2 separate regions of the Homo sapiens genome follow, and region 2 is linked to region 1. A link is a loop called in an ENCODE intact Hi-C map of the cell type or tissue named here. Cell type or tissue: chondrocyte. All regions are shown on one strand. Links, peaks and the distances in the headings refer to the core of each region. The heading gives the core; the rest is flanking DNA.

Region 1 (8,000 bases), core at 1-8,000:
TGAGTTCAGATTTATATGCTAAGAGAAGCTACATGAATGCAGAGAAATTCATTCATGTAGCTTCTCTTCTCTTAGCATTTAGCCTAGTATTGACATTTTCTGGCCTGTCTTTTGTATACTAGATTCCTCCTCAAATACATTCTTCTCTTTGTGAACTTTGAATGAGTCTAATAAAATACCAGGGGCCCTAATATTTGACAACACAGTGATGATCCAGGGACATTGCAAGATTCTGAAGTACCTGCAAAAGCATCTGAGGAGGAGTCAATGCTTTTAGTTGTCAGTTTATTGAAGTACATTTTTACCATAATGTATTGCCTTAAAGTTTCATAATCCATGCAGTCCTTGTTTAACTAGTGTGTGTTCTTTCTTGACCAGAGCAGAAGAAGGTGTTTACTGCATTGCAAAATGACATTTTAAAAATCAAACTAGCAAGGGAAGTGCAGAGATCACATTTCCCATTGCCTTGAAATGCAGTCAGCTTATAACCTTGGGGCTAAAGCAAAAGAGAAACTGACCCTGGTTTTCATAACTCTGTGTCCCTGTTTGTAAATCATTTATATCATAGACAGAGCTGAAATTGAAGCCTTCCTTCAGATAGTGTCTGTAGCTCAGTGGGCTTTGCTTTGATAGTTTCCCTGGGTATAAGGTAAGCATGCATTCCAAACATTTTCAGAGCTGCCATTTGTCTGGCTTCAAAACTCTTTACAGAAACCCCAGTGGACAGCAGAGTAAATGGTTTATTCTGCTCCTCCATCTCCTTCTTATTCATTTTACAAAACAGGTTTACATTTCCAAGCTCTTTAGAAAAAGGTTCCAATCACCAATTGATCACTTGCCAAAATATTGTAATGAGCTTCAACAGACCTTTTATAATAAGAAAAACTCAGTTGCCCAGGCAAGAGAAGCTGAAAGTATGTATTTTCGAGCACTGAAAACTGAGTTAAGCTGCATAAAAGCCAGAACTCAAATTGCTTTATAGATACAGAGATTTTTCATCATTGTTGTCATCACCACCAGCGTCATGATCATTACCATCCTCAACATAGCTAGCACTCACCAAAGGCCATCTGTTTACCAAGCGCGGTCCTTACAGCCTCCCAGTAAGTAGGTTGCTGAGTCTGAATTTTCCCATCCCACAGCCCAAGGAGGAGGGATGAAAGAAAGTCACAGGTTATGAGCAAGGCCGCAATACATTTTTTTTTTTTTTAGACAGAGTCTCACTGTGTCACCCAGGCTGGAGTGCAGTGGCTCGAACTTGGCTCACTGCAACCTCCGCCTCCTGGATTCAAGCGATTCTCCTGCCTCAGCCTCCTGAGTAGCTGGGACTACAGGCGTGTGTCACCATGCCCAGCTAATTTTTGTATTTTTAGAGAGACGGGGTTTCACTGTGTTGGCCAGGATGGTCTCGATCTCTTGTACTTTGTGATCCGCCCACCTCGGACTCCCAAAGTGCTGGGATTGCAGGCGTGAACCACCGCACCCAGCCGATGATGACAATTTTTACCTGCCTCCCACCACTCATTTTCTGCTCACTCTAGATTCGGAAATTTGTCAGGGGAAAAATTTTACAGTGAAAATGTGTCTTTGTACTAGTTTTCACACTATGGTGAAAAAGAAAAAATCTTTTCCTGAACCTTAGAGACATTTTTCTACTTGAAATTGAAGTTGCAAATGTTGCTTCAGCTTTAGCCCCATGAGGATTCGCCTGAAAGCTTCAGAAGCCTTATTTCTCTGATGTGTCAGTCTGTCAATTGTAGCCACTAACTCCTGACCTTGAATCAGACAAAACTCCACAAAGACAGCAACAGAAAAAAAACATAGCAGGCTGGAAGTCATGTGGGAGTGGAGTCAGACCTCACTACCCCTACAAAGTCTACAGGAATGACAGGAGCTGCTTTACATGCTTTCAACATCATATGACACTTTGTAGCAGTTTGGGGTCAAGGCATTTATAATTACTTGCATTTTGTCTTGAACATTTCTCGAAGAAATTGTTCAATAAAAACATCTTTATTTAAAGCCGTGGACTATTTTCCAGTTATGCCTGGTACACATACGCCTTTTTAAGATGTGTGCCCTTTAAGAACTCTTTCATTCATCTGCTTGTTCAACAAATAGAGTGACCTCCTCCTAAAGACCAGGCATTGTGCTAAACACTGGGCATGCAATGTTGAAGACACATTTCCCACCTTTAGAAAGCCCAAAGTCAATTAGGGAGATGTGCAAGGAAGCAGGTGATTACCTGATTGCCAAGAATTCTGCTATGGAGTAGACCTTGTTCATTGGCTTCTGCAAAGGTACAGCCACAGCCCACTTAGAATAAAAATTACCCTGTTAAAGATGATCCTATTTACATGTATGAAAGTGCTTTTGAAGTATAAAGCATCATACAGATGTGAGTTTAATCAATATTCTTATATTGTCTCACCATGAAAAAATAATAGCACTGGAACACTTTGCCTATGCTTTTTTTAACAATTAATATTTTTAAATAGTCAAAACTGATTTTTTAATATGGGTAAGTTTCCTTTTGACATCCAGTGTCTTCACCCAGACCTCAAAAGGCATTTCCTTATGGGTCAACTCTACAATTAGAAGAAACCAGATATAGCCTGTAATCCCAGCACTTTAGGAGGCCGAGGTGGGTGGATCATCTGAGGTCAAGAGTTTGAGACCAGCCTGGCCAACATGGCGAAACTCCACCTTAATTAAAAACACAAAAATTAGCCGGGCGTGGTGGTACACATCTGCAGTCCCAGCTACTTGGGAGGCCAAAGTAGGAGAATCGCTTGAACCCAGGAGGCAGAGGTTGCAGTGAGCCAAGGTCACACCTCTGCACTCCAGCCTGGGCAACAGAGCAAGACTCTGCCAAAAAAAAAAAAAGAAACCAGATATCCTTGGGTTCTTAACTCCGAACTTAATCTAGTATTCTGAGGCCACATGTATTCCACAGGAAATATGCTTCTGTGTCTCTTCAAAGAGAAGGAATTATAAAGATTGCTTCACTTAGTTATCTGCAGCTAATAGAATCTTCCCTTCCCCCTGCTTCAAACCAGACAAATAAATTAATAGAGGCTAAAACCTACTTGCTCTTGTGGAATAAAAATGATGATATGATTGCTATTTTTAATCCTATAATGTCTTCCTTTTCAAGAATGTAAAAGATCTCTTAGTAAGGTGAATTGCATGATTAAGTTACATATAGGTAAGTTTCAGGAGGTCCCTGAAGTCATGTTGATGTAAAGTTATTTTTTAAATAGCAGTACTTGGGAGCATAACACATGTAATTTCTGTTACGACAACTACATAAAGTGTTGTGGTTTTTCATCTAAGATTATGTGGGATGCACGTCAGCCCATTTAAATAGCTTTACATGCCATACACCATTTCTTATGTTAGTTTCAAAGACTTACAGGAGATCTTATTAAAAATGATACTGACTGCTCTTTGAATGCTGCCAAAAATTGCTCCATATTTCGTGTTCTACCCCAAGCTGCCACAAGAGGGCATTCTTCCCCCAAAATATATGCAAGTAGGTAGTACCATTGAGTTCTACAAATAGAGAAAATAATATTTGTAAGATATTTCATGAGTTTCTTTGGCCTGGCTAGGAAATATTTACATTAATGTCTGATTATAAGATGATACTTTATTTTCTCACTGTGTTTTCTTCTCCGATTTTGAATTTTATAGGGTGTTAACCAATGGATTAGATGACAACCAAAAACTGTATATGTTTTTTAAGTAAATGGCTTTTTGTTTTGCTTTTGATTTATGATTAGCATTGTCTAATAAAATTGGTGGTTCATTATGTTCCATAGGGCTTTTTTGAAGAAGAAGAAGGTAAAGAGTATATTTATAAAGAGCCTAAGCTGACAGGTCTGTCCGAGATTTCCCAAAGATTACTCAAGCTCTATGCAGATAAATTTGGAGCAGACAATGTGAAGATAATCCAGGATTCCAACAAGGTAGAGGAAAATCAGTATTCATGCAAGTGCTAAGAATTGACTGAGTTTTTTATTCTTTAACTACATTAAGTTTTCATTTTCTGCCTGACGATGCAAAGTAAACTACAAAAACGATTTTAGATGTTTTGCTTGTTTGCCTGTTGGTTGGTAATTTGAGGGGAGGAGGGTCAAAAACATTATATGTGTTTATTTGGGTAACTTTTAAAAAGAGCTTAGTAAATTCTCTACGTCTCCATTGGTTATTTGCATTTGAATAGCAATCAAAGCCTGAAAGTAATTGGGCTCAGTGGTGGAATTGGAGAAAACAGCAAGTTGAAAATATTTATTCAGTTAAGGAAGTCTTCCCAGGCGTATTAGTCAGGGTTCTCTAGAGGAACAGGACTAACAGAATAGATGTATATATGAAAGGGAGTTTATTAAGGAGTATTGACTCACACGATCACAGGGTGGAGTCCCACAATAGGCTGTCTGCAAGCTGAGGAGCAAGGAAACCAGTTTTGTGTCCCAAAACATCAAAAGTAGGGAAGTTGACAGTGCAGCCTTCAATCTGTGACTGAAGGCCCAAGAGCCCCTGGCAGATCACTCGTGTAAGTCCAAGAGTCCAAAAGCTGAAGAACTTGGAGTCTGATGTTAGAAGGCAGGAGGCATCCAGCACAGGAGAAAGATGGAGGCCAGGGTCTTAGCCAGTCTAATCCTTCCACATTCCTCTGCCTACTTTTATCCTAGCTGTACTGGCAGCTGATTTGATGGTGCCAACCCAGATTGAGGGCAGGTCTGCCTCTCCCAGTTCACTGACTCAAATGTTAATCTCCTTTAGCGACACCCTCACGGACACACCCAGGAACAATACTTTGCATCCTTCAATCCAATCAGGTTGACATTTAATATTAACCATCACACTACGCCATACTTTACATTACATTACATTACATTAACCTTTGAACATTCAGTTACCTTCCTCTTGGCTCCAGAAAGCAAATACTTACCTCTTCTTTTAGATTACTCAGCATCTTCTTACACACTGTCGTTCAGTTAGCCAACCTCTATCAAATGCCTGCTGAATGCCAAGCCCAGAACTGAGAGATGAGGCGCACAGGGTCTTTTCCTTCTGGAGCTCACAGTTCACATGGGGCTAAGAAGAGAAGGACCTGTGCAAACAGCCAATTAAATAGATTACAATAAAGTGTCACCAGAGAGTCAAAGTCCAAGTTGTACAAGGAAAGCTCAGGGCAGGGACCTTCCTTAACAGCTCATTCTTAGTTGGGCAGCATTACATAGAAGGGATGATGTTTGAGTTAGTTTTCTGGAAGCAAAGGGCATGCTGAGAAGCCCAGCACATGCAATGATGGGGAGGAATGAAAGAGGGAGATATGTTTAGAGAATGGCAGGTCTTTGAAACACAGTTTGGATAGAAGAGTGTGGCAGAAGATGCAGCTGGAAAAGGTGGTTTGTGCCCAATGGCATACAGTTCTATTGGGCTACAGAAGAGTTCTTTTTTTTTTTTTCTGTCCTCTTTTACAAGCTCAAGTTTGGAGGCATCTGGGCATGAAATCCTTGAGTCTGGGCAGAAATTTCTGTGAATGTGTTCATCATTCTCCTTCTTAGCTATAGTCACCTTCCCCAGGAAGGCAGGCAGCTGGAACTACTTTATTAGTGGCTCTCCTAGGTAGAAAGTATACACAGAGTTCCTGGGGCAGCGTGGGGGGATGAGAAAATGCCAAATTTGGTATCAGAACAACTTAAGAATTCATTCCACCATCCCACCACTTATCAGCTGATGATCTTAGAGAAATTAGCTGGTCACTCGAAACCTCTATTTTTGATGTAAAATGGTTACAATTATACCCGCCTTACAGTGTAATTAGTAGTAGCATTACAAAATAAATTCAGGAGGTCCCTCAAATCTCTGGGACTGGATAGGCAGTGGATGGGTAGACAGATGGAGAAAATTGGAAGAAGTTTTAAAATTCTTTGAGGTTTCATTAGAAAAGCTGAGAACTCCAGCTCTTCCAACTCCAAGGGAGAGCAAGTGCAATTTCCTGGATTTTCTTAGTACCCCCAGCCTGTCTTCCTTGCTATTTGTCAAACTCACTCACCAAAGCAGTTTGTTTAAAAAAAAAAAAAAATGCATGGGATGACTTGTTACAGATAAGAGAAGGAACCTGACCTTAAAACTATAAAATTTTGCAATCATGTAATAGGCTTATCAGCTAATCTGCTAAATTAAACAAGGAATCTCCCTCCTCGGCACAAGCCCAAAGCCAGTGGCCTCAGTCTAGATACATGGGTAAAATCATAGAGGGACCAAAAGATATTTTTTAAAAGTTTTCATTTGAATTACTCTCAAGAAGCTTGCATTCTAGGGCTGGGTGCAGTGGCCCTTGGCTCTAATCCCAGCACTTTGGGAGGCCAAGAGGACAGATCTCTTGAGGCCAGGAGTTTGAGACCAGCCTGGCCAACAGAGCATAACCCTCTCTCTACTAAAACTACAAAAATTAGCTAGGTGTGGTGGCACATGCCTGTAATCTCAGCTACTAGAGAAGCTGAGGCAGGAAAATCACTTGAACCCAGGAGGGGGAGGTTGCAGTGAGCCGAGATCGTGCCACTGCACTCCAGCCTAGGAGACAGAGCAAGACCCTGTCTCAAAAAATAATAATAATAATATAAATAAAATGAAAAATAAAAGAAGTTTGCATTCCAGACAAAGGCGATTGAACATTCATTACAGAGAAGAGAGAAAATAAAAGACTAAATAACATGCCACAGCCAGGCACATCTGGAAGAGCCTCACCTACTTGGTATGCTGGCTCTAATTCCACCCCTACAGACCTGGCTGCTCAGCTGCAGTCCAGCCTTTACTCTCTCTGTGATCCTGCCCAGCTCTGAAATGATGTGACTGCCCATTTTTCTCCAAGGGGAGAGGCACAGCCTCCTCTGGATGCAAGCTGAGGGAATGGGAGCTTCCCGCTTTCAGAGCGCTCCAGGGCACACCACTCACTTTGCCCATAATCTGTTAACACAGGTAAACCCCAAGGATTTGGACCCCAAATATGCCTACATCCAGGTGACCTATGTGACGCCGTTCTTTGAGGAAAAGGAAATCGAAGACCGGAAGACAGATTTCGAAATGCACCACAACATCAACCGCTTTGTCTTCGAGACACCCTTCACGCTGTCGGGCAAGAAGCACGGTGGGGTGGCGGAGCAGTGCAAGCGGCGGACGATCCTGACAAGTAGGTGCAGGTAGCCGGGCCACACATGTGGCACCTGTTCCAGCACAGGCCCCTTTATAGGGCTGGATCAGTAGGAATCAAGAGTTATTTCAGTCCTGCAGAGAAGTACCCAACATGTGCTAACTGGGAAATGTTTGCCAAGAAGAGATTTCCATCTCTTTATTCTCCATTAACAGAAGTCAACCAGAGGAGAAATTGTCAAAAGAGTTGCTTTGCATACCTATTCCCTTAAGGTTGTAAGTGTGAAGGGTGATGGGGTCAGTGCCTTGGGAAAGGCACAAGGCACTCTGAACTTTCCTCTCTGAGTCTACCTTCAATTGTTTCAGGGTTAACAGCTCTTATCGTGTGCTTTGGGGAAAGATTCTAAACCACTCTGGGATTCATATTCTTCATCTGTAAAACGAATGCAGATGTCGGTCTCCAATATCCCTCGATGTGCTCTCTAGATCTATGCTGTGAGCTAGTCATCCTTTCATTTCCTCAACACACTTTTAGTGAGGCCCTGCTAGGGGCTGGGCACTGTTCTGGGTACTGGTAATGCAAATGAAACATGATTCTTGCCCTCAAGGTGCTCACAGTCTGGTAGGAGAAAGAGCCAAGTAAGGCAAGAATTTCAGATGAGCGGAGCAGGAGAAATGAAACAAGAGCACCCAGTGGGGGCTCCTAAGGCTGGCTGCAGGGGAGGTGAGCAAGGGCATTCTGGAGGAAATGATCAGTAACCCGCTTTGAGAGCTGGGCCATCCTGGAATAGGCTACAGCCTATCAGTAGCACTGATGTCTAAACTGTGACAAGCGT
Region 2 (15,884 bases), core at 3,683-11,682, 810 kb after region 1:
GTGCCCATAGTCCATTTCCCTAATGTCAATAGTTGCAGACACTTTGAATAATATAACCACCCATGTTAAAGAGATAGGAAAATAAAGGCTGTGTTTACAGATGTGATGGAATCTTTTACACACTGACAGGATTTTAGGTTTTGCGGATTGTTGTTTTTAACAGAGAGGCTCAGCATCCCTTTGGAACACTTTTGACATCTATTGACTTTTCCATATTTATATAAATGTGGTGGTTCAATTTTGCTAGAAGCTATATAACTTCAACTTTTGTGTATTAGTCTGTTCTCACCCTGCTATGAAGAAATACCCTAGAGTGGGTAATTTACAAGGAAAAAGAGGTTTAATTGACTCACAGTTTCACATGGCTAGGGAAGCCTCAGGAACCTCACAATTACGGTGGAAGGCATCACTTCACAGGGCAGCAGGGGAGAGAATGAGAGCCGAGTGAAGTGGGAAACCCCTTATAAAACCATCAGATCTCATGAGAACTCACTCACTATCACAAGAACAGTATGGGGGAAACTGCTCCTATGATTCAGTTTTCTCCACCTGGTCCTGCCCTTGATATATGGGGATTATTAACAATTCGAGGCAAGATTTGAGTGGAGACACAGAGCCAAACCATACCACTTTGTAAGCCCACTCTATTGTTATACCTTGGGAATTGTTAATACAGTAGATTTTTGCTCTGTGAGTCATGGTTCAAACTTGGCTCTGGCCTTAAGCCTCATCTTTAAAATGAGGACAACAGTAGTGCTGACTGCTTATTACAATTATGAAGTATAAGTTCATCTTTGTAGAGAGGTTGGCTTCTTGTTGGTACAAGAGTAGGCACTAATATATTTTAGCTTTTACTATTTTATTTAATCAGTAATATGAGATAGTTCCTTATTCTCTTATCTCATTGCATCTGTGATGTTCTAATTGGCATGCCCCAGAACTGAGCCAGCCAATGAGGAGCTTCTGGCCACATGTGGCTATTTAACATTAACTTTAAAAATTCAATTTCTGGTTGGGTGCGGTGGCTTATGCCTGTAATCCCAGCACTTTGGGAGGCCAAGGCGGGTGGATCACCTGAGGTCAGGAGTTCGAGACCAGCCTGGCCAACATGGCAAAACCCCATCTCTGTTAGAAATACAAAAAATTGGCTGGCAGTGGTGGTGGGTGCCTGTAATCCCAGCTACTTGGGAGGCTGAGGCAGGAGAATTGCTTGAACCCAGGAGGCGGAAATTGCAGTGAGCCGAGATGGCGCCATTGTACTCCAGCCTGGGTGACAGTGCAAGACTCTGTCTCAAGAAATAAAAAATAAAATTAAAATTCAACTTCTAAGTCACACTAGCCACATTTTAAGCACTCTCTGGCCACATGTGACTAGTGGCTACCATGCTAGACAACAAAGATATAGACCATCTCTACCACTGCAGAAAGTTATACTGGACACTACTGAGCAAGAGGTCAAACATGATTGTTTCCCTTCCCTTAAATAGAATACCTTCCATCTTATTTTAAGGATTATTAATTTACAGAGTCATGCATTGTTTTCTTTTAATTCTGTAGGTGCTGTGTTATTCATGGGGCAGATAAACAAACCCTGAAGAGTATACAAAAGAAACCATGCAAAGCAACGACTACTTTGCTACGAAGAAAGACTCCTTTCCTGCATCTTTCATAGTTCTGTTAAATATTTTTGTACATCGCTTCTTTTTCAAAACTAGTTCTTAGGAACAGACTCGATGCAAGTGTTTCTGTTCTGGGAGGTATTGGAGGGAAAAAACAAGCAGGATGGCTGGAACACTGTACTGAGGAATGAATAGAAAGGCTTCCAGATGTCTAAAAGATTCTTTAAACTACTGAACTGTTACCTAGGTTAACAACCCTGTTGAGTATTTGCTGTTTGTCCAGTTCAGGAATTTTTGTTTTGTTTTGTCTATATGTGCGGCTTTTCAGAAGAAATTTAATCAGTGTGACAGAAAAAAAAATGTTTTATGGTAGCTTTTACTTTTTATGAAAAAAAAATTATTTGCCTTTTAAATTCTTTTCCCCCATCCCCCTCCAAAGTCTTGATAGCAAGCGTTATTTTGGTGGTAGAAACGGTGAAATCTCTAGCCTCTTTGTGTTTTTGTTGTTGTTGTTGTTGTTGTTTTATATAATGCATGTATTCACTAAAATAAAATTTAAAAAACTCCTGTCTTGCTAGACAAGGTTGCTGTTGTGCAGTGTGCCTGTCACTACTGGTCTGTACTCCTTGGATTTGCATTTTTGTATTTTGTACAAAGTAAAAATAAACTGTTATGAGTAGTAAAAATAAAGCTATTTCTCTGCTATTTGAAAATACAATAGAAGAAACTGAGCCTTTTAGACATTCGTCAGCCTCTTCTAATAAACCTTTGTACTATGTAAACATCAGGAAATTCAAAGCTCGGAGACTTTTCCTATTCTTTTCCTCTAGACCTGACAATCAAACACTTCCCCGCTTCAACACATCTCATTTTCTAGATCACTTCAACAGAGTAACTATTACAGTAATCCTAGTTCTACTCTTAGCTACATTCACTCCAGCAATGGCTAAGAATTCTCAGCAAAGAAACGGATTTTGTAGCAAGTGCCGAATGAAGTTGCTGGGTACCATGTATTTTGGAACTCCTGGGGGAACAGGAACTGTTTCGTTTTTGGTGATGATAGGCAGGAGTGTTTTTGAAATGACAGGGTTTTTTTGTTTGTTTTTTGTTTTTTTTTTGTTTTTTTCAAGGTAACTTTCCAAGTTGAACTCAAACATCATAATTCTTTTTTTCCTTTTTCTTTTTACAGAGACATGCCTCGCCATCTTGCCTAGGCTAGTCTTGAACTCCTGACCTCAAGTGATCCACCTGCCTCAGCCCCACAAAGTGCTGGGATTACAGGCATGAGCCACTGGCATTCAGCTTACAAATATCATAATTCTGATTTTACCATTTGCCTGCTTTTTAAAAAACTAATTTCTTAAAGATTTATGCAGTCTAAGCTAAATCAGAATTTAAGTTTAAAACATTTATCAAAACTTAAAAACATTTTTTTATTTTTAGCCCTTGAGTTCTACTTGCCTTAAACTATACATTAAAACCTCACATTCGGCACTCCATCAGTTTGCCATTTGGAATTATTATTTGTCAAGTGGGCTGAGCCTTGCTGTTCCCAACTATGTATGTGTACTTTTTTTTTTTTTCTTTTTTGAGACAGAGTCTTGCTCTGTCACCCAGGCTGGAGTGCAGTGGCGTGATCTCGACTCACTGCAACCTCTGCTTCCTGGGTTCAAGCAATTCTTCTGCCTCAGCCTCCCCAGTAGCTGGGAGTACAGGCACGCACCACTGCGCCTGGCTAATTTTTGTATTTTTAATAGAGACAGGGTTTCACCATGTTGGCCAGATTGGTCTCGAACTCCTGACCTCAGGTGATCCCCCTGCCTCGGCCTCCCAAAGTGCTGGGATGACAGGCTTGAGCTACCGCGCCCGGACTACATTTTGATATCTTTAAGTCAATGATCTGTAGGCCTTGTCTTACTTCAAAATGATCAAATTTATGGAACCTCCTTTCCCTGAGGGAAATTGAAATAAATTTAGACTTAGAGACTGCCACAAAAATTACAGGCCTGTGATAGATCATTTTTGCTGTGTAGACATGTTTTTTTTTTCCTAAAACTTTTTTTGAGAAATTTAAAATTCCATTTCCATTTTGACACCTAATAATTTTTTTTTTTTTTTTTTAGAGATAGGGTCTCAGTATGTTGCCTAGGTTGCCCAGGCTGGTCTCAAACCCTTGGACCTCCCAAAATATAGGGATTATAGGAGTGAGCCACTGCACCAGGCCTCTAATCATAATGTTATCTGCAAACATTAACAATGTATTTGGTGTGATGCAGAATGGTGATTTCTCATTTTGCAAATTTCTCATTTAAGTCATACCATCACTCCAAGGTCTCTCAGTTGCCCAGGCTGTAATGCAGTGGTATGATCATGGCTCACTGCAGCCTTGAACTCCTGGGCTCAAGCAGCCCTTCTGCCTCAGCCTCCCGAATAGCTAGGACTTATAGGCACGTACCACCACACCTGGCTAATTTTTTTTAAAAAATTTTTTTGTAGAGATGGGGGTCTTTGCTGTGTTACCCAGGCTACTCTCAAATTCCTGGCCTCAGGCAGTCCTCCAGCCCCAGTATATGGACATGTTTGAGCAAATAATGTATCTTATAGATTAGATGTCACACTGAGTTTGAACAAGAGAGAGGCTGCAGTTTTCCTAAAGTAACAAAATGATAGACGTTTGTTAAAACTGAGACAAACCATCAGTGTAGTCACTCTTTTGACAGGTCATGAGATGGGTACTTCCGATTCTGCCTTGGTCACTGTGGAGGAAGAGAGTAGGTACCGACCCAAATACACTGAAAGCTCTGACTTAGCTGGCCTTTCACTCTGTCCTAAAAAGGAGAGGTGACAGGAAATTTTGAAGCAAAAGAAAATCCCAATCACAACAGAAGTTTACAAAGAGGCCCAAGGGAGTGGCCTTTGTACCGGGAGTGCTGTTTTCTGAAAATGAAAAACTGAATAATACATGAGATTCACATGCAGGGCGGGTACGAAAGAGCAGGGATGCAGGCGTTTCCCCTGGGCCAGCAGAGTAGCAATTGCCCACTTCCTAAGAGTGATCAGTGGTGACAGCTGGGAGAGAGGTGAGAGCTCGGTAAGCTGGGAAGTGACTTCTATGTCCTTGACCTCCTGTGAATGTTGAAAGACACTGTGTCATTTGCCTACTGAGAGTCGGCTTTGGGAGGCCCAAGAGTGGAAGACACTACTGGCTTTAAAGCTCCATTTCTCTGGGGATTCCCAAACTGTGCCTTCGACCATCTCTTAAATCTTGAAGAAAAAGAGAGATGTGATTTAAATGAGAAATTTGCAAAATGAGAAATAGCTGTTCTTCATCACACCAAATGCATTGTTAGTGTTTTCAGATAAAATTATTATTAGGTAGCAAAATGGAAGTGAAATTTTTGATTTCTTGGTGCCATACCTCCTTCATCTAAGTTTATGATCCCACCTTGACCCTCTCTTGAATCTTGAAGATAAAAATAGAGATGGTGTGATTTAAATGAGAAATTTGCAAGATAAGAAATCACCGTTCTTCACACCAAGTACATTGTTAATGTTTGCAGATAACATTATTATTAGGGGCCTGGTGCAGTGGCTCACTCCTATAATCCCAATACTTTGGGAGGCCCAAGGGTTTGAGACCAGCCTGGGCAACCTACTGAGACCCTATCTCTTAAAAAAAAAAAAAAATTATTAGGTGGCAAAATGAAAATGAAATTTTAAATTTCTTAGTGCTATACCCCCTTCATCTGAAGTTTATAATCTCTTGCCAAAGGTAAAGTGAAGAATGGCGGGCCTCCATGCCTATCCTTCCTAGACAAAAAACAATAAAAAAATCCCAGGACCAAGAATTGAGTCCTGGTGGCGGACTGCCAGGAGCCTCATGAACATCACTGTCAAGTCAGTTCATCTGATGACGCTCAGCTGATTTTTTTTTTTTTTTTTTACTAGATTTGTCTTATTAACTGTGTAAGTCTATTGCTAAACGTCTCCTGGCCCTTACTGATATGTCTTCATGTGAAGATGCTGACATCAATAGTTTATGTACAGGAAACATTGTCAGAAAGTCAAACTCTTCCCCTCTCGGAAATATCCTTCTCTGTCAATGACCTCTTTACTCATGTCTTCTGCAAAAAAGAGGATCAGAATAGAACAAACTGAGTTCATTTGAAATTTGAAAAATAAAATAGGGACAGGGTCTTGCTATGCATCACAGCTGGTCTCACTCCTGAGCTCAAGCAATCCTCTTACCTTGGCCTCCCAAAGTGCTGAGATTACAAGCATAAGTCTCCATGCCAGGCCTTCATTTGCAATTTTAATACACAACAGCTCAGGTGAAAAGATACTCCTTGAACTCCTCTGAATAATCAAATAATGTCGTTCTTCCTCAATTGAAGAAGGAATAAGTTAATGTTTTCAACTTTCCCAATTGTTTTTCTCCCAGAAAGTTTTCTTAAACCATTAGTCTTCTGTATTAGTAAACACTAATAGGCAGGCAGATAAATGAACAACAAATAGTCATGGAAAGCACAAAGACCACCAATGCCAAAACAGCTTTCTTTTTTCAGGAGCATGTGTGATTGTGATTTTTGATTGTATAAGTTCCAGGAAAAATTGTTATTAGTTTGCATGATGGGATTAGATCTAGCAATCATTCTTGGTATTATACAGAGAGAACCATGGCTTTCAAGTAAGTGCTCTGATACTCAACCAAAGTTAAGAGACTCTAGGTCCCAGAGGACAATAGTTGAGGGACTTTGCAAACTAAGGCTGGGGGAAATGGAACAGGGATGAACTGAGGGGAAGAAAAACAAAGTGGGCTTAGGATGAAGAACGTGGGCAGCATGCTGGCAGCTGAGCATCCTCAGTGCATACCCCTCTGCTGAGGGCTGCTGTGAGCTGGCCACCCTGATGGGAAGACTGTCTACGTCTGGCTTCAGGAACTGTCCCGATGGACACAGGATTCCCTTGCCTCCGCAGTGCATCTTCTCCTATCAACAAAAGGAAGTAGGAAGAAAGAAACACCAAGAAGAGGCCTGCAAAAAGGTCTTCTAAAAGTTTTATCTATGGCAGCCCTGCACTCTTCCTTCTTTCCGGTGAATAGAAAAGAGCTCAAAAATCCATACCTTCACATCTCAGGTGAATTGTTCATACATCAAATTCTTGTAACATCCAAAGGCGAGGGAAGAACAAGGTGAGCTGGCTCCTGAAGAAGTATTCATGGAATATTAGAGCCGAAAGGGGCCTTGAAAAGTCATATTTCATGGTAATCCTGTGCCATATAGACATAATCTTTCCTGTATCGGTAGAAAATAGGTTCCCCATAATGGCCAATTCACATACTAAATTGTGCAATAGGATTACAGCACCATCTTGTGGCCAAAATCAGTACAGCTCTGAACACAAAAAGCTCCAATTTGTTCCATTCTTACTTGGAGTTTAGTGTTAGTTTCCAGTTTACTTTCTTGTGACCACATACAACACTTTGAGAAAAATATTCCTCATTATACATATGCATATAATAAAGAGTATGAATTTAAAAGAATAGGGGTTATGTAATTAAGTCTGTAGACATTAATGTTACATTTTTGGCTAGAGGATTTTTTTGGTACAATTATACTTTGGGCACAGGGAACTGGAGAGTGGGAAAAGGTGGAAAAAGTCAGAATTTCAAAGTAAATGACTAATGTCTTCCTCTGGTGTGAACCTAAATTCAAATGTCAGTGCTTCCAGTCTTATGACTGTCTTCTCAACATGGACGAGGCATTAGTCAAAGAGCTAGTCCTTCACATGGTCACTGAATGCTCTTGGTCACATGCACCATTTGATGACATTCTTGTACCCACATGTTCCTTCTACCCACATATCATACTTATGCAGTTAGGCTCATAGGACAAATAGCTACTCAGAGACTGGTTCCAAATTTCAAGCTATATTTGATATGCAATTGAAAATGTATGTCAATTTTTCTAAATTTTCTACATTTCTACCCTATTTTAGAGGGTGCTTTTAAAAAGTACAACAATTTAAGTTCAAAGAAGGCTTTACTTAGAAATATGTTGAAATTACATTCTACATAAGGCATATGGATCTCTACTTGCAAAGTAGTTTTATGAACTAGAGCCAGACTTGTCCCACATGTAAATTTGGAAGCATTCAAAGTTTAAAAGTTTGAAAACCTAAAAGGATAGTTCCCCTCTAAGCTTGCAGGGTAAGGTCCTGCAAACTCCCCTGAGCAGGAGAAATTTGGGAACGCACAATCAGCACTATTTAGCGGGGGGGGGGGGGGGGCGGGGAGGGGGAAGAAAAGGATTACTGGGTTTGCAAATGAATTCCCTAGACTTTCTTAATGTTTACCTTAAAAAAAATTAGAATCATACCACAGCTAGATTCTGCCATCTCACAGATGCTGGATAAGTGGTCAGAAGACATGTCTTTTGCTTTCCAGAAAAGTTTGTCATATAATCTCTTTTCTCCTACAGTGCCAATGAGATGCTTATCAAATCATGTTTACTTGTGAGTAACACATATAAATGGCATTTTACCACTGGTTTTGGTCCTCTATCCTTGTGTTCCATTACTAGGAGTTGAAGTTAACTCTGAAAAAAAGGTAAAATATAGTTGACCCTTGAACAATGCAGGGATTAGGGATGTTGACCCCTCATGTAGCAGTAAATCTGTATATTAACTTTAAACTTCCCAAAAACTTAACTCCTAATAACCTATGGCTGACTGGAAGCCTTACTGATGATATATTAATAAATAATCAATTAACACATATTTTATTATATAGATTATAAACCTTATTCTTACAACAAAGCTAAAAATATTAAAGAAATCAAAGAAAATATATTTACTATTCATTAAGTGGACACGGATGATCAAAAAGGTCTTCATCCTTGTCTTCACGCTGAGTAGGCTAAAGAGGAGGAGGAAAAGGGGGATGGTCTTGCTGTCTCACGTTGGCAGAAGCAGAAGAAAATCTGCATATATATACTGATCTGCACAATTCGAACCCACGTTGTTCGAGGGTCAACTTTAACTCACTTTTAACCTGCCAATTCAGTCAACTAGTTAATTTTTCAAATTTTCCCCTCCAAAAAGTCTCTGCTTTACCTTTGGGAGCTATAAACCCTGTAAGATAACTCAAGTTCCACTTTCCTAGCCAGGCTCAGGAAAGGCATTTCAAAGTTCCTTCATCTTTCTTTATAAAAAAATGTCAGGCCGGGCACAGTGGCTCACGCCTGTAATCCCAGCACTTTGGGAGGCCGAGGTGGATGGATCACGAGGTCAGGAGATTGAGACCGCCCTGGCCAACATGGTGAAACCCCGTCTCTACTAAAATACAAAAAAAATTAGCTGGGTGTGGTAGCACGCACCTATAGTCCCAGCTACTCGGAAGGCTGAGGCAGGAGAATCGCTTGAACTCAGGAGGCGAAAGTTGCAGTGAGCTGAGATCGCGCCACTGCACTCCAGCTTGGGCAACAGAGCGAGACTCTGTCTAATAAATAAATAAATTCATGGCAAATGTACTGTTGGTTTTAACATTTTACCTCTTTTCTATTCTCAACTCGTAGGTCCTGCTATTCTTGTTAACCCCTGGGAGTGACTAATGGAAGACTCAAACTAAAAATTACTGTTGCCAAAGTTTTTAACAAATGATAAATCAAAAGGAATTTGCAGTTAGGGGATTATTGAACTGACCACAAAGGATTAGAAAACCAAAACCTCTCTACTGAATTAAATGTGTTCCAATACTTACAACACTGCTTGGTACATACTATTATTATGACTAGAATACTAAATTGAACTAATACTGGCTTTATTTTCCCTTCACCATTAACATTTTAAGCTGTTTTTGAGTTTCAACTTCTTAGAAAAGGCAATTTCTGAAAAGCATAAATTTGCCTTTTCCTGCTATTTATAATAGAAATTGAATAAGAAACATACTAGAAGTATACATAATTTTAAACTTAGAATTTAGGGATCATGTAAATAGCTGCCTACTTATAATCTGTACTATGCATTTCCCAAAGAGTTTTAACATTACTATTTTAGTTAAAATTGTATTACAGAAGCGAAGTTCATCAACCTCCTGCCATTACTGGGTATATCAAATTAAAATGCAATGTTAACATGTGGAGAAAAAAAACTTTATTGGTATTACAGCAAAAAATTCACATAAGATACATAAATTATGATACCTCAAAGCTAGACGCAAATAAAATACACCTAATTATACAAATTCTATACAATTAAATCAAGAACATTAGGAAAATTTTTTTGCAAAAATGTCAAAAAAAGATTTGATCTGGTCGGGTATAGTGGCTCACACCTGTAATCCCAGCACTTTGGGAGGCCAAGGCGGGTGGATCACCTGAGGTCAGGAGTTCAAGACTAGCCTAGCCAACTTGGTGAAACCCCATGTCTACCAAAAATACAAAAATTAGCCAGGTATGGTGGTGTGTGCCTGTAATCCCAGCTACTAGGGAGGCTGAGCCACGAGAATCGCTTGAACCTGTGAGGTGGAGGTTGCAGTGAGCCGAGATCGCACCACTGCAGTCCAGCCTGGGCGACAGAGTAAGACTCCATCTCAAGAGAAAAAAAAAAAGATTTGATCAAACCAAGATTTCAGAAAAACAAAACCAAAAACACTGTGACTTGGTTAACACTTATTTAATTTTGGGAACACAGTAAAAAACAGAAACAAAACATCTATTTCTTCACAATTGTGAAAATGTCTGGCTTGAAACACCTTTGACATTTATCTCACTTTCGCTCTCAAGTTTCAGGCTGCTGCATCCATGGCGGCTAGCTGGCAGTGATGCTCTTTTCTGCTCTCAAGGTTTCTTTGGGCTTGGAATAGTTCCACGGCCGTCTATTTTCTGTGAATCCATAAAGTTTTCTAAGGGCCACTCGAGCAGCCTCTTCTTCTGCAACCAATACTGTTTCCCCAGGTCCTTCTGCAATCAACTTTTTATCACTAGAAAGAGAACAAACAGTAGTCTTAAATTACATGGAATATTGTAAGACAGTACACAAAGCAGTTATAAAGCAATTATGCCTTCTACATCTATTTCAATAATACCCATTAGAAGTAACACAATAGCTCTGATAGATCATCTTTTGGATTTTAACTAGATTTGTTGCAAGTTCATTACATATGGTAATTAGACAAAGATACACTTACGTTTCCTTAGAAATATATACAACTCTGTCAAGTCAAAAAAGCAAGTCGTATCTAGGTTTTCAATTGTTGATGAGAGAATTGGAAGAATATGTAAATAAATATCTCCCTACAAAAACCTGAAACTAGTAAAAATATTATCAGGAATTATGACTATTTTTATTTTTAATGTGTGATATAACTTGGGAAAAATAAATATCTCCTTACAAAAACCTGAAACTAGTAAAAATATTATCAGGAATTATGACTATTTTTATTTTTAATGTGTGATATAACTTGGGAAAAGATTCTGTTGAAAAAATTATGCCTTTTGAGTCTGTCATTTAAACTTTAACACAAATAAGAAACCAGAAACCAGCTCTATATTTCAAATTAAGAACTTTAGGCTGGGCATGATGGCTCACACTTTTTTTTTTTTTTTTTGAGACTGAGTCTCACTCTGTCGCCCAGGCTGTAGTGCAGTGGCACGATCTTGGCTCACTGCAGGCTCCGCCTCCTGGGTTCGCGCCATTCTCCTGCCTCAGCCTCCTGAGTAGCTGGGACTACAGGTGCCCGCCAACGCACCCGCCAACACGCCCAGCTAGTTTTTTGTATTTTTAGTAGAGACGGGGGTTTCACCGTAGCCAGGATGGTCTCGATCTGACCTCAAGATCCGCCCGCCTTGGCCTCCCAGTGGCTCACAGCTTTAACACCAACACTTTGGGAGACCAAAGCAGGAGGACTGCTTGAGCCCAGGAGTTAGGGATCAGACTAGGCAACATAGTGAGACCTCTGAAAAAAAAAGAAAAAAGAAAGAAGATAAATAGTAATTAAATAAAAAGGAAAAAAAAAGAGCTTCAAAACAGGCTCAGATTTTTAAATCATTTTATATATTTCTAATCCACTCTAATTTATTCCCAAGTGAGGTAACACTCAATGTTGGCTATGAGTATTCTATCGATAAATCTAATGTAGGTATTCCTCTGCTTTACTGGTATTTCTATATCATAACCATTTATCTTCTTTAAAAATGTAAAATGTTCCTTCAAGGGAGCAAAGAATGTAGAATGTGCACATCAAATAACTATAATCCTATTTGTTTTGCTACTTCTGAAATATATTTAACTACTTCCTGGAAATTTTCTGACCTAAAATTTCATCTGTGCAATTCAAAGAAGCATCTCCTGAAAGTTTAATGCATAGCAACTGCATTTACTAAATCAGATTCAATCGGCAACTGCATTTACTAAGTCAGATTCAATATAAGCTGATTTGAAAGTGAAGACCGAAACCAAATTAAAGAAAAACTAGTGAAGCTACACAAATAAAACAACAACAATATGAAATAAATTTGCTAAAAAACATCTGTTATGACAATAATTGGAAATGAAACAAAGGTTCTATTAAGTTAAACTTTATAATAATAAACACATACAAATTTGCACAAAGTTTGAGAATCAGAAAAAGTCATCTTGAAGTGAATAACAAGCACAGAATTTTGTTTTTAGTCTAATGTTGCTGGTTTTATCACTGATCACGTTTTAAAAAGTCATTATGTAAAATCTACAAAAACACTACTATCCAATAGTAATCACTGTAGTGATATGGCAAATTACTTCTTACATTTTTTTTTTTAGATAAAAGATCATTCTCCAAAATGTCCCAATCTCATTAAAAATTCTTTTAAAATGTCGCCTGTAATAGCTGTACTATATTCCATCATGTATACGTATCATTTCCCTCTTGTGGAATATCAAATTTATTTCTAATTGTTTTTTAGTTCAACAACTATTTACTGACCACCATGTCCCAGCAACTGTTCAAAGTATGGAGCATAAAGAGGTAAACAACAAACGTCTTTGTTCACAAAATTTGCCTGTAAATCTAAGGCAAACAACCCAAAGTTGAAATACCAAAATCAAAGAACATAAAAAATTTTAAGATGCTTGGCATTTTGTCAAAATTATTCACAGAAATATGGTACATTTTTTTCCTACCAGCAGTATATAAACTGATGATAAAAGATATGTTTAAAAGGTTTGCCAATCAGGTAAGTAACAAAGAGTATCTCACTGTTTTTGCATTTCAATAGATAAAACTTTATACAACACTATCCATTTTCCCCATGTGGTAACTTCTATTTCTTTTATACTTATAAAGTCTTTCGTGATACAAGGATTAGAAAAATATTTACCTAAATTTTAATCTAGCTATCTTAAATATTCAATATTTACATTTAACACTTTAATCTTAACATCTGAGATTAATTTGGGGCAAGTCAACTTTTTACTAACAAAACTAAAAAGCTCTCAACATGGGTTGATTTACACATTTTGATGGATAACTAAGGCCCTTCCTTTTCCAGTTCTAGGCTCAGTTGAAGCTACTGACAAGAATGGATTAAGGTTGAATCTCTAACACGAACAAGTCAACATTTGTACTTCTACACAGAAAAATTTAAGATAACACACTGAAAGTCTATAGCAAATAGTTGGCTGACAAAAGCTATTAGCAAAACTCAGATTCTTCCTAAGCATAACTAGCGGGAAGGGAAGTAGTAAATAATAACCATGGGGAAGAGATTTTTAAAAAATCTTTTCATGCAATTAGAAGTTACGTTAAGGAATCTGAAGAGGTTATGTTAACATTCCTTATGGAATGTGAAGAGTGTTTTTAAGGCTTTGTGAGGAGTCTGTTTTTAGGATTTCCTCAAAGTTATAAAGTTAAGATTAAAATTTCACTAACCAGTATAAGCCAACAAAATACAAAGGCAAAGCTGTGGTGCCACCAGACTGCCTAGTAAGTCTTGATTCAGGAGCTGAAACATTCCTTTTCTTCAGTTCTTCTACCAATAGCCCCATGGGATTTATTATCTTCCACATCTCAAAGAGCTCTTTTCCAGTCATTTGAGTAATTAAGAAGTCCTGCATATAAAAATATAATTTATACATTTTAATTAGTAGAAAGAACATTAGGACAATTCAAAATACATTTTTTACACTTTTTAAATTAGAGAAGCCACAGAGTACATTTTTAACAGAAATTTAAAACTTAATGGGAAACGAAAGACAAAAATGTACTATTCTTTTTCATTCCCACAGTTTTTACACTAATTTTATTGCAAAAATCATAGTTGGATTAAAAAAATTTGCAAGCCCGAGAAACCTATTTCAAGCAGTATGATCTACCAAAATTCCACAGAAGGTAGAATCCTATAATTTTTTTTTTCTTTTTTGAGACAGGGCTTCACTCTATTGCCTAGGCTAGAGGTGCAGAGGCGTGATCACAAGTAGACTGAAACCTCGACCTCCTGGGCTCAAGCAATCCTCCTAGCTCAGCCTCTTCAGCAGCTGAGACTACAGGTGCACACCACCATACTCGGCTAGCTTTTAAATTTTTTATAGAGATGAGGTCTCCATAAGTTGCCCAGCCTAGTCTCGACTCCTGGCCTCAAAGGATCCTCCTGCCTTGGCTTCTCAAAGTATTGGAATTACAGGCATTAGTCACCGTACCCTGCCCTATCTTATAATTTAGAATTATATTCCTACTAGTAAGAAAAAAATTATTTAAAGAATTAACGAATAAAAAGTAGTAACTTCTCATAGAAACTCATGTAAAATGGCACTCAGGGCCTCTAAATAACAATACTTCCTCCATTAATAATGTTTTTAAAAACTCTGCCAGGTGAGGTGGCTCACACCTGTAATCCCGGCACTTTGGGAGGCCAAGGCAGGCAGATCACTTGAGGCCAGGAGTTCGAGAGTAGCCTGGCCAACATGGTGAAACCCTGTCACTACTAAAAATACAAAAATTAGCCAGGCGTGATGCTGCACGCCTGTAAACCCAGCTACAAGGGAGACTAAGGCACAAGAATTGCTTGAACCTGGGAGGTGGAGGTTGCAGTGAGCCAAGATCATGCTACCACTACACTCCAGCCTGGGCAACACGGCAAGACTCTGTCTCAAAAAATAATAAAAAATAATTTAAAAAAATCTTTTAATAATTTCACATAAACTTTTAAAACTGTAGCATACTAGTAATTATTTATATGACGAAGATAACTGAGAAATTATGAACATTCAAAGCAGAATTGATTTTGCCAGTAAAAAGTATTATGTTGTATAGAAACTATGGAAGCAAACATTAATTTCCACAGCAATTTACATATTCCAATTAACTTGTATTAACAAACATTAGTAATATGATAACAGGATGGATGGATGGATGGATGGATGGATGGAGGCAGAGGGAAGAAATTTAAAAAGATCACTTAGTTCATGAAATGAAGTCAATTCATTACAACACTCCTCCAAGCACCAGAACACTTTCAGCTTCATTAATAAAAAATATTAGGCCAGGCGTGGTGGCTGATACCTATAATCCCAGCACTTTGGGAGGCTGAGGTGGGAGGATCACTTGAAATCAGGAGTTCAAGACCAGCTTGAACACCATAATGAGACCACGGCTCTACAGAAAAAATTTAGCTGGGCATAGTGACACATGCCTGTGGTCCCAGCTACTAGGGAGGCTAATATAGGAGGATGGCTTGAGCACAGGAAGTCGAGGCTGCAGTGAGCTGTGATTGTGCCACTGCACTCCAGCATGGACAACAGAGATGCTGCCTCGAAAAAAAAACTTACATCCACTCTCAGTAGGGGATTTTGAAATGTTTTAATGTACAGAGGTAGATATGCCTTATGGGATACGTATATACACATATATAAAAATCACTGAACTGCTATCTGTCATATAGAATAACCAAGTGTAAGGTTAGGAAACACAGCTCTTTCCCATCATCTAAGATATTAGTAGGAATATAGAAAGAAAGCTCAATTTTTCTTAAGTGATTACCTTCTATCGCCTCCTTCTATTTTTTGCTATTTGCTCCTGGTCTTAATAATTAGAGCTTTCTAGTAGGGTTTGAGTTGAATACTCCAATCTCATCTCCCCAGAATAGGGAAGCAGTATGAAGAAATGATGTTTCTAAAATGCACATTTGATCATTAAAAACCTCCCACTTAGAACAACTCCAGCTGTCGCTACACAAGACCATCAAAATACATACGCTGTAGCATGGCTAAGAGTGCCGTTCTAATTTCCAG

The links. Peaks named below come from ENCODE experiments on the same cell type or tissue, not always from the same donor. Only the 100,000 strongest peaks of a DNase experiment are listed, where the experiment ranks them.
Region 2: it touches region 1 in a loop (4-fold over the local background); 15 of 110 quality-filtered maps call a loop at or near these places.

Annotation. Positions count from the first base shown.
Region 1 is chr2:224,774,109-224,782,108 of GRCh38, reverse strand. It overlaps DOCK10 (dedicator of cytokinesis 10), which reads left to right. Exons shown (of 56, transcript NM_014689.3): 51 at 3,825-3,971; 52 at 6,994-7,204. Among named protein-coding and RNA genes, the nearest start is that of CCDC195, 62 kb to the right of the region's middle. RefSeq lists an enhancer at 3,397-3,496. In chondrocyte, for the core only: a CTCF peak has its summit at 3,511 (motif pointing right); a DNase peak (open chromatin) is centred at 7,173.
Region 2 is chr2:223,961,578-223,977,461 of GRCh38, reverse strand. MRPL44 (mitochondrial ribosomal protein L44) reads right to left here. Exons shown (of 4, transcript NM_022915.5): 3 at 13,528-13,706; 4 at 9,748-10,599. The coding sequence ends at 10,428. It overlaps SERPINE2 (serpin family E member 2), which reads left to right. Exons shown (of 9, transcript NM_001136528.2): 9 at 1,558-2,417. The coding sequence ends at 1,595. Among named protein-coding and RNA genes, the nearest start is that of MRPL44, 12 kb to the right of the region's middle. In chondrocyte, for the core only: a CTCF peak has its summit at 6,991 (motif pointing left); no DNase peak of the experiment used is centred there.